3 separate regions of the Homo sapiens genome follow, and regions 1 and 3 are each linked to region 2. Evidence: chromatin contacts called from ENCODE Hi-C or POLR2A ChIA-PET data. All regions are on one chromosome and are shown on one strand. Each heading gives the region's core, a stretch centred on a gene start or an enhancer-like site at or near the end of the contact. The rest is flanking DNA. Distances are from core to core; before and after follow the strand shown.

Region 1 (4,449 bases), core at 482-2,981, 2.2 Mb before region 2:
GCCAAGCCCCTGCGCAGGAACTGGGCCCAGGTGGGGTAAAGGCAGGAAGACCTCTGCCTGCCCTGGTCCCTGGGCACTTCCCTGGATGCTGTATACCACAGGACAGAGATCGAGACTGTCTTTTGAAAAACATTTAGAGACAGGATCTCACCCTGTCACCCAGAGTGGTCTAAAACTCATGGCCTCAAACGATCCTCCCGCCCTGGGGTCCCAAAGATTATAGGCGTGAGCCAGGGCGCCCAGCCCCAAACTGTCTTGATTCCCGACGTTGTAGGATGAAGGCCTGAGTGAAGAGGTGGAGGGGAGCTAAGCGGAGGAGCCCTACCCAGCCTGGACCACCCTGGGGTACGCACTCTGCGTCCACCTGACCTGGACGTGCCTCCTAAGGCTGGCAGCGAAGCCCAGGAGCAGAGCCCACGGATGGGCCCTGCAGGTGCTGGGCCTAGACCGACAGACAGGCCTGGCCACTCAGGGCCACGCCGCCGCTGTGCCGCGCCTGCCCCCTCCCCGCCCGCCACCCCCGCCACTGGGGCAGGGACAGCGGGCCCAGCTCTGACCTCGGGTCTCGGGCACGCTCGACGTGGGCAGAGACACGGCCGCAGGGTCCTGGGGCTCGCTCGCTAGCCTCTGCCCGGCACACATGGACTTGAGCATCTGGAAGACGGCGAGGGGGGCCACGTTCAGCTTCAGCAGGTCCACCAGGATCCTGGCGGGGACAGACGCGGGGCCGGTGAGCCCTCTCCGCCCGGCGCGGCCACCTCCCTGAAGACCCGACAAGGACGGGGGCGGGGGCTCCTCCCGACCAGCGGGCCGGGCGTACCCGGAAAGCAGAGGTCGGGGGGTGTCTGGCTAGCATGCGGCCCCCACCCGCCCCGCTCACTTGAACACGTCGGGGTCGATAGCGCCGCCCGCCGCCTGCGCCAGCTCGTACAGCTCCATCTCCTCGGTGCTCAGCACCTTCTTCCGCCGCAGCGCCAGCTTCTGCCGGGCCGCCTCCAGCCCCGGGGGCGCCGCCGACCCCGGCCCAGGCCCTACGCCCTGCGCCGCCATCCCCGCGGCCCGCGGAAAGGTGCGCTCCGCCCCGCCGCGCCCCCTAGCGGCTGCGCCCACCACCCTCTCCCTGCAGCGTCAACGTCTGGCCTCCCGGGCTGCCCTGGCGGGAGGGGCGGGAGCGCGGGGACGGGGCCGCCTCCGCGGCGTCATTGAAGCCCAACAGTTATTGGGCGCTCACGGTGTGCTGAGCGGCGCTCTAGGAGCCGGGAGTGGCATGGCGGACCGCAGGGGTCCGCTGCTTGGCGATCTGGGCCTCCCTGATAGACTGCATTGGTCGTGCTCGCTTAGGTGGCAGCACCCAGCCCAGTGCCAGGCATACATTGGGCGCTCGGTAAATGCCTCTTTCAAGAAAGCGTGCAATTTTCTGGTCCGCACCGGTGCACCACTAGGGGTCGCTTTTCGGGGCGGGCGGGGGGAAGGGGGGGGCACTAATCAACAATACTGCTTACGCGCACGCGGATTCCTTGCTGGGGAGAAAGTACCTTGGGGCGCCGGAGGCCGCCACAACGCAGGCGCATTCAGCTAAGGACCACTCCCTCCCCCGCACTCCTGCCTCGCCATTTCTCTTCCCCGCCCGGCCGGCCTTCGCTTTGCGCACGCGCCTTTTGAGGTAACGGCCCAAAGAGGTGGAAGCGCTTTTCCCGCCCGGCCGCGGGGCGTGGCTCTGCGCGCAGCTTGATGACGACTTTCGGCGCCGTGGCGGAATGGCGGCTTCCATCTCTGAGGCGAGCGACGCTATGGATCCCACAGGTGAGTGGCGCGGGATGCGCGCCTGAGACGGTCCGGCGCCCTGGGGGCTTCCCCGAGCCCCTGCGGAGGCCATCTCCGTTCCTCCGCGAGCCCCAGGACTCGGGCCGGCCAGCCGGCTCTGCCCAGGCAGGGCAGGCTGGGGAGTGGAGGGCCCCGGTTGAGTCTTCTGCCACCCCTCTGGGCCATGCCTTTGTGCCACCTTCCCGCGCGGCTCGTACACTCTGTCCCGGTCCGGTAGGTGTTCGCTGAAGGTTAACCTTCGTTGAAGGAATTGAGGGAAGGAGAGCTTTGTGTTGAAGTTGAGCCTTGGGCTCAACAGGCGGTGTGGGTGTAAGAGCCGGGTGTGGGTCCCAGCTCGACCCTTCCCCTGTGTGCTCCACATCTCCGAGCCTTGGTTTTGGAGGCTCCCGAAGCCCAATTGGCAGGAGAGTTGGGAACAAGTGGGCGCGTGCTGTTAAGGGAGGTCTTGGCATGACAGAATTTGCTTGGAATGATTAGCGTTGCCCAAGGGCTGTCGCTGTCAGAAAAACAAAACAAAACAAAAAACAAACGGGGTCCGAAGCAGCTCCTGGAGAAAATAGGTGTTGGAGAGTCGCCATGAAGTGGACTCTAGGTGCATGGCACGCAGAGACCTGTGACGGGGGAGGGTGGCCATGGCAGAGTCAGATAACAGGGGTGTGGGAGACACCTCTTGGGAATTCTCGGGTTTGAATTTCCTTTCTTGGAAATTTCCTAGAAATTCCTCTGGGCCTCATTCTTTCAGTCGCTGCCCATGAAAGCTTCTTCTGAGCAGAGATGCTCTCCCCTTCATCGTCTCTAGAGCTCCGCACTTACCGAACAGTCCACAGTTTAATGCTGCTTTGATCATTTTGTAGTAGTGCAGCGTTTTCTTGACCAAGTGCCTTAGGACTGAGGCGTTTTTCTTTAACACTGCAGTTGATAGCTAGGTTAAGAATTGAGGCCGGGAGCGGTGACTCACGCCTGTAATCCCAGCACTTTGGGAGGCCCAGGCGGGTGGATCACGAGGTCAGGAGTTCAAGACCAGCCTGGCCAAGATGGTGAAACCTCGTCTCTAGTAAAAAATACAAAAATTAGCCGGGCGTGGTAGCGGGCGCCTGTAATCCCAGCCACTTGGGAGGCTGAGTAAGAGAATTGCTTGCACCCGCGAGGCGGAGGTTGCAGTGAGCTGAGATCGCGCCACTGCACTCCAGCCTGTGCGACAGAGCCCAGAGCGAGACTCCGTCTGAAAAAAGAAAAAGAGAAAGCTGGCCGGGCGCAGTGGCTCACGCTTGTAATCCTAGCACTTTGGGAGGCTGAGGCGGGCGGATCACGAGGTCAGGAGATCGAGACCATCCTGGCTAACACGTGAAACCCTGTCTACTAAAAATACAAAAAACAATTAGCCGGGCGTGGTGGCGGGCGCCTGTAATCCCAGCTACTAGGGAGGCTGAGGCAGGAGAATGGCGTGAACCCGGGAGGCGGAGCTTGCAGTGAGCCCAGATCGCGCCACTGCACTCCACTCTGGGCGACAGAGCGAGACCATCTCAAAAAAAAAAAAAGGAGAAAAAAGAAAAAGCGGCCGGGCATGGTGACTCACGTCTGTAATCTCTGCACTTTGGGAGGCCGAGGAGGGCTGATCACGAGGTCAGGAGTTTGAGACCAGTCTGGCCAACATAGTGAAACCCCATCTCTACTAAAAATACAAAAATTAACTGGATGTGGTGGCATGTGCCTGTAATTCCAGCTACTCGGGAGGCTGAGGCAGGAGAATTGCTTGAACCAGGGAGTCGGAAGTTGCAGTGAGCCGAGATCATGCCATTGGACTCCAGCTTGGCAACGGAGCGAGACTCCATCTCAAAAAAGAATTGAAAAAGTCGGCACTTTGGGAGGCTGAGGCAGCGGATCACTTGAGGCCAGGAATTTGAGACCAGCCTGGCCAGCATAGGGAAACCCGCCTCTACTAAAAATAGAAAAATTAGGCAGCCTGTGGTGGCAGGCCCCTGTAATCCCAGCTACTCGGGAGGCTGAGGCACGAGAACCGTTTGAACTTTGGAGGTGGAGGTTGCAGTGAGATGATGGAGTGAGACTCAGTCAAAAAAAGAAAAAAGAGGCTGGGCGCGGTGGGTCATGCCTGTAAGCCCATCACTTTGGGAGGCCGAGGCAGGCGGATCACGAGGTCAGGAGATCGAGACCATCCTGGCTAATACAGTGAAACCCCGTCTCTACTAAAAATACAAAAAAATTAGCCGGGTGTGGTGGCCAGTGCCTGTGGTCCCAGCTACTCGGGAGGCTGAGGCAGGAGAATGGCGTGAACCCAAGCGGAGCTTGCAGTGAGCCAAGATAGCGCCACAGGACTCTAGCCTGGGCAACAGAGCGAGACTCTGTCTCAAAAAAAAAAAAAAAAAAAGAATTGAAAAAACTTGGGAGATGTTCCTATTGCCGAGAGGCAGAGATTCCTGTCTCCTCTCACTCTACAGCTGCCTACATGGCCTCTTTACACCCAGCCTCTCTTCCTCCACAGACTGCCAGGTGTCACCCCAGTGCCTTTACTTGTGCAGTGGGCAGAGCTGGGCCATGAAAACTGTAACTAGCCCACCAGTGGGACTTGGCAGACTTCCTGTCTGTGAAGTCTAGGTCTGAGCATTT
Region 2 (4,222 bases), core at 871-3,370:
TACAACTCGGAGAGGTCACCTATGCATAGGTAACATTTTCAAAGATATTTGAGGCTGGGTGTAGTGGCTCATGCCTATAATGCCAGCACATTGGGAGGCTGAGGTGGGCAGATCGCTTAAGCCCAGGAGTTCAAGACCAGCCTGGGCATATGGTGGAACCCTGTCTCTATTCAAAAAAAAAAAAATATATATATACACACACACACACACACACACACACACACGTATATATACATATATATACATATATACATATATATACATACAACTCCATCTCAAAAATATATATTATATATATAAAATATATGTATTCATATATAAATATATATTTTTGAGACAGAGTTTCGCTCTTGTTGCCCAGGCTGGAGTGCAATGGCTTGATCTGGGCTCACAGCAACTTCTGCCTCCCGGGTTCAAGCAATTTTCCTGCCTTAGCCTCCTGAGTAGCTGGGATTACAGGAATTTGCCACCATTCCCGGCTAATTTTGTATCTTTAGTAGAGATGGGGTCTTTCCCATGTTGGTCAGGCTGGTCTCGAACTCCTGACCTCAGGTGATTCGCCTGCCTCGGCCTCCCAAAGTGCTGGGATTACAGGCATGAGCCACGTGCCTGGCATATATATATGTTTAGTGGGGTGTGGTGGCATGCGCCTGCAGTCCTGGCTACTCAGGAGGCTGAGGCAATAAGTTAGTTGAGACAAGGAAGTCGAGGCTGCAATGAGCTGTGATCACGCCACTGGACTTCAGCTTGGGCTGAACTGAGAACCTGTCTCAAAAAAACAAAAAACAAAAAGGATGACATTTGAAACTGTGGAAATACATTAAACCATTTAGGAAGGCAGTATAGCATTAGCGTGTTGGAGCCCTGAAGAATGCTGTATTTATGAGAAAGAGGAGGTATAATGGAGCTTGACATAGGAGTAGAAGCAGGAGACAGCCTGGTTCTAGAGGCCAAGGGAAGACATGAGGAGGAATTACTACTGGTCAGTAAGCTAAACAAGATGAGATCTAAGTGAGGACCGATGGGTTTGAAGTTGAGTAGGTGTTGGCAACTTTTGGGGAGCAGTCTGAGAAGAGTGGCAACTCCAAAAGGGATAAGGACTGCCTAGGCAGAGAGGAGGCTGAAGTCTATCACAGGAGTCACTCTTTAGAAGTTTGAGAATGAAGGCATGAAGGTGGAAAAGGAAAGTGGCTTGAAGAGGAGGAGTATCTGAGACTCATCCCTGGGCTATAGCCAGGAGCTACTCTCTTCTAACCAAGCAGTTGTCTTACACAGCTGTGCATGATAGGAAGAGGGGGGTTTGAGCCCCATTTATTTCCTAACTAATCACAAAACTCCAGGCCTAAATTACCATCTGGTAAGGGAAGAGGGAGACTTAATCTCTTATCAGACACAAATGTGGCCTCAAAAGATATGGCTAAGTCTTCTACAGGTGCATAAACTCCAACCCTGAACCCCAAGCAAAATGACAAAATAAAACTGCCCCCTTCAGCTCCTTTATAATCCGGAAAGCGCGCGCAGGTGCGCCCCGGCCGCCCAGAGCCCTGCGCCCTGCCGGCCTGCTTTCACAGAGCCGCGCCCGCGCTGCGCCTGGCGGCTCCCGCCGCGCGTAGGCTGTGCCGACCGCGGTTCCCGGTGGGGACACCGAGTCCCACTCGCGGCATAGGGAGGCGGGCACCGTCACGACACTGGCCCGGCCCGCGGATCCCTTGGCCGCCGCAGTTGGCCTCCATTACCCTTTCCCGCGCCGCGCCTCCCCGCGGGGAAAATGAAACCCAGTGCCCTCAGGTTAAGGCATAGGGTGGGATCCACTGTCTTCTCACTTAGCCAAGAGAAAAGGCAGAACCGACTTCAGACAGCAAAGGGGTGTGTTGCCCTGGCCGGGTCGCCTGCGGCCCCGCCCCGGCGCTCTCCACCTCCTTCGCGGCCCGCCCTCCTGACTCCGGCGACTACATTTCCCACAGGACGCCGCGGCTCAGAGGGGCGGGCCCGTCCGCTCTCCCGCTCACGACCACCGGCGACTGGCTGACTCGGCAGGGGGCGGGGCCTGCGCCAGCCAATAGACGGGAGGCTCGTTACGGCGGCGGAAGCAGCGGCGCTGGAGTGAGGGGTGGGGGGCAGAGTGCTAGCTCCCCGGCGGTGGCTGCGGGTCCGGAGCCTGGGGACGTCGGCCCCACAGACGGAGAGCGCGCGGGAGCGAGCTCAAGGCGGCGCGGCGGCCACTGGGCGCAGCACCCAGGTAATGGCGGGACGGGCGCCCGGGAGGGAAGGGGAGGAGACGAGGGGGCGGGGCGGCTGAGCCGGGCTGCAGCGTCCGTCCCGTTGCGCGTCCCCGGGGAAGGGCAGAGGATCCTCGTCTCCTGCGGCTCGGACCGCGGCTCTTTCGCGAGCTGGTCACGGCGGTTGGGCCGGCGACAGGGGCTGGGTGTCCTGTGGCGAGGAAGGGAGAGGCACCGGGAGGGGTGGGCTGACCCGGGCGTGGGGGCGTGGCGGACGTGGGCCTTGGCGGGGAAGCAGAGCGGCCGGGGGAGCGCGGGCGGGCGGGCGGGCGGGCGGCCGGCCCAGGGAGTTTGGCTCCTGGAGCAGTTTAAAGTGACTCTCCACATCCGGGCCCTGCGCCCGCCGCTTTCAGACCCTGGCTGAGGCGGGGCCTCCCCGCTCCCCGCCCCCTTCGCCGGGGGCGCCTGTCTTCCTCTGCCATTGGCTCAGCCTCGAGGGGTTTGGGCTGCCCCGGCCAGGCTCGCGCCTGATTGGCTGGCAGTCGGCGGGAGGGTGGGGCGGGCTCTGAACGTGCAGGTCGCTGTGGATTGGTCCTGGGCCTCCACTGACGCGTCGGGCGTGGGGCCAATGGGCGGGCGGGGGAGGCAGGGGCAGGTTCGGGGGAAGAGGACTGCGAGCACAGCGGCGGCCGGGTGGCGGGGGTGAGTGGGGCCAGCGGGGCTGGACAGCAGCGGGCCCCGGGCGCCGCCGCCGCGATCCCTCCCCGCGCCCGCCGAGCACATCGCCGCCGCCGAGATGGGCCCTCCGCGGCACCCCCAGGCCGGCGAGATAGAAGCGGGCGGTGCGGGCGGCGGGCGGCGGCTACAGGTAAAGAGGCACAGTGCTCGTCTTGTGGTCGGGTCCCCAGATCGCCCGTCCGCACCCCCACCCCGGAGACGGGGGTCTCACACTCCGAGGTGTCTGGAAACCGGCGTCCTCCGGTCTCAGCGGGGGCTTCGCGGTGGGGTGGGGTTGCGGGCGAATCGGGAGATCGCTTGGCTCCTGAGGGAAAAGTGGGGGGCGATTTTAGGGAAGATGGAGAAGGTGTAGGGTCCTCTGGCTCTGTGAGGGGATCTGTGGAAGAGAAGGAAAAGGAAATCCGTAAATGGAGGCCTTTGCCGAAAAGCATTGGAGAATTCCTTTTGCATCGGGTCTGGATGTAAGATATCGGATCTTTTCTTAGGGCTGGATATCTTCCTCCGAATGTTCCTATGACATACTAATCACAGTTCTGTTCACCTTGGTGTGAGATTTGAGTGTTTCAAAGAGACATGCCATTTTCCATAAAACTTTACACAGAGAAATACACATGCATTGTGGTAATACCTGTCATGTGACTCTTGTACAGGATTCAATGGTGATTTTTTTAGCATAGCAATCCACAAGTATTTATGGAGGGTCATAGTACCCGCCAGCTCCGTATAAACAATATTTGTAGAAAACTTAGGTAGTTTAGATAATGTCTGCATTTATATTGATCCCAAGTTATTGTTTTTAAATAAATGATGCAGCATTTGCTTTTCCAAGGGACTATCTCATAGGTACTAAAGATGCTTTAATTTCTCAGTATTGATTCAGATCTCAGAATCTAGTAATAACCATATAACTGTATGTACTACAGGTGGAAATGAGTTCTCAACAGTTTCCTCGGTTAGGAGCCCCTTCTACCGGGCTGAGCCAGGCCCCTTCTCAGATTGCAAACAGTGGTTCTGCTGGATTGATAAACCCAGCTGCTACAGGTGAGATATGTAATATTCTAATATATTTTTTCCTACTTTAAGAATATTACCAGTTTTCTAACTTAAAAATTAGCAGATTCTTCTAGGATTTTAGTAAATTCTTGTTTCTTGAATTTGAAGAAAGGGTATATTACTATTCTAATTTAAACAAGGCTTTTTTTCCTTCCTGTTTTAACCACTTCATTCACATAGAGTACACATGCAACTTATAGCAAAGCGTGCCT
Region 3 (4,490 bases), core at 1,925-4,424, 2.3 Mb before region 2:
ACAGCTCCACATCACATGCACATGTGTATAAAACACCAGACCAAGGCCGGGAGCAGTGACTCACGCCAGTAATCCCAGCACTTCGTGAGGCAGGGGCAGGTAGATCACGAGGTCAGGAGTTCGAGACCAGCCTTGCCAACGTGGTGAAACCCCATCTCTACTAAAAATACAAATATTAGCTGGGCATAGTGGTACACGCGTTTAATCCCAGCTACTTGAGAGGCTGAGGCAGAAGAATTGCTTGAACCTGGGAGGCGGAGACAGAGGTTGTAGTGAGCCAAGATTGCGACATTGTACTCCAGCCTGGGCGACAGAGCAAGACTCCATCTTTGGGGAAGAAAAAAAGGAAAAACAGACCTCTGAATCGGAGAAATGGACAGTTTATTACTCACAGTGAACACAGCAGCCAGAACAGTATCTTTAGTCACTTTCCCATGCCCCTATTCCCAAGAAGAGGGCATGTGGATCGTACCAGCTGGGCAGGCAGTGGGTCTGCATCCCAGGAGAGGGACCCGAAACTGGGAGACTTGGAGATTTTATCAGGGCTGTGGAGGACCTGCCTTTCTTCTCCTCCAGAGATAGATGACTCATTATCCAGCAACACAGAGGTCAGCACCGACCTCACCAGCAGCAGGCTCACAGGAGTGGCAGGGGCATTGGGAGAGTGGGAGGCAGCACAGGGTCAGCTCTTTCACGAAAACAGAGAAACGGGGCAGCTCTAGAGTGGGAGTAGGGGCACAGAGAACAGGAAGGAAAGGCGGCCGGCGAAGGTATGATATCACACCAGCTCCCACTGTGGGCACCCAAACCCAAGCCTCCTGGGAAAGTCTGGGAACTGTTAAAAATCCACACCTCAGCATCACCCTGCCAAGGGGTGGGGTGGGGTATGTACACATCCCCATCATTCCTTGATTGAAGGCTGCAGGAGAGTGGAGTTCATGCCAAGGCACTTGAGATCGACCATGGATGCAGCCAGGCAGAGGCAGAGGAAGGCCAGCCCTATCCCAGAGAAGGGCAGGACAGGGGTGGACATGGGGCCCAGGGCACTGTGGCAGTGCATACAGGGACCTGGGCAGGCACAGTGTCAGTCAGAGGTCCAGAGACCTGAAAGTGAGAGGGGCGGGACCCTTGAGGTTCAGGGAAAGAGCATCTTATACTTTTTCCATTTTGCAGTGACTTGGAGATTTGTCCACACCAGTGCACAGAGACGTGTCCTCCTTTTATTTCTTTTAACAGCCGCTTAATGTTTTATCCTAGCAGGAACCCTACCATGGGCCATTTAAAGTGTTTCAAATCTTAGGGGGCTGAGCCTGGTGGCTCACACCTGTAATCTCAGCACTTTGGGAGGCTGAGGCAGGAGGATTGCTTGAGGTTGGGAGTTCAAGACCAGTCTGGGCAACATGGCAAAAACTCATTTCTTAAAAAAAAAAAAAATTAGACCTGTAGTCCCAGCTACTCGGCAGGCTGTGTGAATAGTAAGGGGTCAGTCTGGTTGGGAGTCTGTCTGGCGGGGGTCTGGCTGGGGTCTGCCTAGATAGGTCCTGATTTGCTGGGGGTCCATCTGTCTGAATAGCTGGAGATGTGTACTCATTTGGGGGACTTGTCTGTCAATCTGGAGGATCATGTCTGACTAGCTGGGGTCCATCCATCAAGACATCAAGATGAGAGTCTGGCCGGCTGGCTGGGATGTCAGGATTCCATGTGGCTGATGTCTGCCTGTCTGGCAGTCCATCTGGTTGGTTAGGAGTCTGTCTGGCCAGAAGGTCTGTCAGCCAGCCAGCCCACCTGAGGGTGGGGGTGGGGTCTGAGAACTCTGTGTATCTGTTCAGCAGGGGATCTGTTTATATCTGTCTAGTAATCTAACTTAGGGGGTCCACCTGGCTGTCCAGCTAGCAGAGATGTCTGTCTTTTGGGGGCTCTGTTTGGTGGTCTCTCTGGCTGCACTGGTCTATCAAGCTGTTGGCTGGTCTCTCTCTCTCTGGCTGGGGATCCCTTTGTCCACCTGTGGACTGTATCTCTGAAGCTTTGGCTGTCTGTCCAGGTTGGTGGTCCATCTGTCTGTCTGCCTATCTGGAGGTCTTTTTATCGGTCTGCCTGGGGTTAATCTGCTTGGCTGTGGTTATGCCTGGCTTAGTTCTGCCTGGATGGCGAAGTGTCCATCCACTTCTCTGTGTGGTCCCCTGAGTGTCCAAGTGAGGGAGGCTCAGGTGCTGAGGATGGACTAGTGCTGTGTGGTGAGGAGAGCAGTCTCCGGAAGCTCATCTGTCCCTTCTCCCCTTCATAACTCAGGGGTCATGCCCCTTCCTGATCTTCTTTCTTGAATCTGCTCTGTGCAGCCTCACCAGCCACTATACCCTAGCTACCTCCTCCAGCCTCAAGCCTTGAATGCTACAGTCATTGGGGCAAAGCCCCCACATTTCCCACCCTGAGAAACTTTAACTTTGATCCAGGCCCACTGTTTCCATTCTGCGCACGGCGCTCAGCAGCACCGGGGCATCAGCAGTCCGAGCTCACAAGAGGCAACAGGCAGGAACTGGCGTTAGACTTACACCCGGGTCCACTCAGCAGGCGGGTCCCGGGGACCCTTCGGCCTCCCAATGCGCAGGTTGAAACCTGGGAGAAGAAGGGTGCCGTGGGTCTCATGGAGAAGCTGAGGTGTGTGGAAGCTGGCAGACATGAAGAAGGCCATCCCCCCGCCTCCAGGTCCTCCTGGTTCACTGCAGCCACATCCACAGGACTAAGCTCCATGCCCCATCAACCCCAGACTCCTGGGTTCACTCAAAGCAGCAAAGTCCCAGCAACCCAGGCTCTACCTGACTTACCTAGCCCACCGGTCTGAGCTCCACCCGCCACGTCCTCGTAGGCGCCAGATCCGGCAGGACTTTGGTCAGCAGGAACTGAGGGCAGCAGACCCCCCACGGGTCAGCTCCGGAAGCCCCAGGGAGTCCCAAGACCCCACCCCTAGCGGGGACGCTTCCCCGGAGGCCCGAAGGGGAGAGCCGAGGGCGCCGGGCGGGAGAAGGCACACACCCCGGACGTGGCCTCCAGCCTTTGGGCGCGGCCAAGACAAGTATTGCCAGGAACCCTGCCCCTGGACCGCGACTGCGACCGCCAGGGGGCGCTTCCGGGGCGTGGCCAGGGACGCCTGGACATCAGCGTCGGGGCGTGGCCAGGCTAGCGGCTGGGGTCCCCGCGGCCGCCAGGGCCTGACGGACCACTGCAGGATGGTTCCGCCCTGCGGATCACAGCAGGATGATGCCCTGAGAAGGAGCAAGCCTCGACTCACCGCGGCCAGGCAGCGTCCCCCTCGCGTCCTCCGCGTGCGCCCCGGGTCGCTGGGCGCGCGGCGTCACCTTGCTGTAGAGCGGCGCCTCCTCCGCGCTGCGCGCCCCCGTCCCCGTCCCCGTCCCCGTCTGCGTCCCACTCCCGGCGCCCGCTGGAGCCCCGCGCTTCTGCACCACCGCGTAGGTGTCAGCCATGGCGTGGCCCGGGGACCCGGGCACAGAGATGCTCCTGCAGGCAGGGAGGGCCGGGAGGAAGTGAAACGGCGGCGCTGGGCAGGGCGGGAGTGGGGAGGCTGCTCAGCGCGCAAACCACGGGCTTCCTTCCCGCCGAGGCGGTGCGCTAGATGGGAGGGAGGGCTCCTTGGGTTGGAGGCCTCGCTTCTGTGTCCCTAGCGCCCTGCAAGTTAGGGGGATGAAGGAGGAACGGGGTCAGCCTGGAGGGTAATTTGGGGCAGAGTGTTGGTTTGAGGGGTGGTCATTTCTGTGTCAACGTCTACTGAACAAAAGAATGCGGAAGTGGCATAGAAGACAGGAAGGGATGGCCGCAAGGACAAGGGCCTTAAGTCTCCGCTGCGAAGGCGGCTCAATCCCATGTCCGCAGCACCCAACGTGCGGCCTGACAAGAAGGCGGCGTCTAGAATTATTTGCTGAATTTTTTTTGTTGTTTTTTTGAGACAGGATCTCGCTCTGTCGCCCAGGCTGGACTGCCGTGGTGCGATCTCGGCTTACTGCAACCTCCACCTCCCGGGCTCAAGCGACTCTCCTGCCTCAGCCTCCGGAGTAGCTGGGATTACAGGCTCTCACCAGCACGCCTGGCTAATTTTTGTATTTTTAGTAGAGACAGGGTTTCACCATGTTAACCAGGCTGGTCTCCAGCTGGGCTCAAGTGATCCGCCCTCCTTGGCCTCCCGAAGTGCTGGGATTACAGGGGTGAGCCACCTGAATTAAGGTTTGATTAGAGGATCCAGGAAAGGCCTAACTCAGAAGGCAGGGCAAGCCTTAGAGGCAGAGGCAAGGGGTAAATGAATCATCTTGGGATAATTGAATCATCTTGGGGTGGGTTCCCAGAGCTCAATTCGAAGAAAGGGCCAGCGAACACTTGGCGAAGTGAACAAGGAACGGACTGGTGTTCCAAGGATGAAGAAGGGGTTAGCCTGAGAAATTGGGCAGGGAAGAATCCGGGGATGGAGCCGGGTACCTGAGGAC

The links. A loop is a pair of places that touch in the nucleus more often than their neighbours do. ChIA-PET counts read pairs that join two places held with the same protein, here RNA polymerase II (POLR2A). Pooled maps may share reads with other maps.
Region 1: a loop to region 2 is called in a map of CD4-positive, alpha-beta T cell, with 8 times the contacts of the local background. The contact joins the promoter of SMPD4 here to the promoter of SAP130 in region 2. A Hi-C loop is called at or near these places in 7 of 168 maps with a recorded cell type or tissue (CD14-positive monocyte, CD4-positive, alpha-beta T cell, CD4-positive, alpha-beta memory T cell and 3 more), 4 of 37 single-sample maps with no recorded cell type and 17 of 50 pooled maps. POLR2A ChIA-PET finds 5 or more read pairs at or near these places in 2 of 52 experiments (both activated T-cell).
Region 3: a pooled map shows a loop between it and region 2 (29-fold over the local background). The contact joins the enhancer-like site here to the promoter of SAP130 in region 2. A Hi-C loop is called at or near these places in 2 of 37 single-sample maps with no recorded cell type and 8 of 50 pooled maps.

What each region holds. Positions count from the first base shown.
Region 1 is chr2:130,178,884-130,183,332 of GRCh38, reverse strand. SMPD4 (sphingomyelin phosphodiesterase 4) reads left to right here and starts at 1,731. Exons shown (of 20, transcript NM_017951.5): 1 at 1,731-1,803. It overlaps MZT2B (mitotic spindle organizing protein 2B), which reads right to left and starts at 1,071. Exons shown (of 3, transcript NM_025029.5): 1 at 881-1,071; 2 at 558-706. The coding sequence starts at 1,050. RefSeq lists enhancers at 1-122, 2,023-2,819 and silencers at 816-1,325, 1,836-1,975.
Region 2 is chr2:128,025,957-128,030,178 of GRCh38, reverse strand. It overlaps SAP130 (Sin3A associated protein 130), which reads left to right and starts at 2,120. Exons shown (of 21, transcript NM_001330301.2): 1 at 2,120-2,239; 2 at 3,881-3,998. The coding sequence starts at 3,887. RefSeq lists silencers at 1,433-1,582, 1,833-2,352, 2,453-2,792, 2,853-3,142.
Region 3 is chr2:130,371,280-130,375,769 of GRCh38, reverse strand. PTPN18 (protein tyrosine phosphatase non-receptor type 18) reads right to left here. Exons shown (of 15, transcript NM_014369.4): 12 at 4,483-4,490; 13 at 3,287-3,513; 14 at 2,823-2,897; 15 at 365-2,613. The coding sequence ends at 2,546. Among named protein-coding and RNA genes, the nearest start is that of PTPN18, 17 kb to the right of the region's middle. RefSeq lists a silencer at 2,837-3,586 and an enhancer at 3,313-3,940. Within about 2 kb of position 3,174, at least 36 of the 41 ENCODE cell types and tissues checked have a DNase peak (open chromatin) inside an H3K27ac peak, as active enhancers do.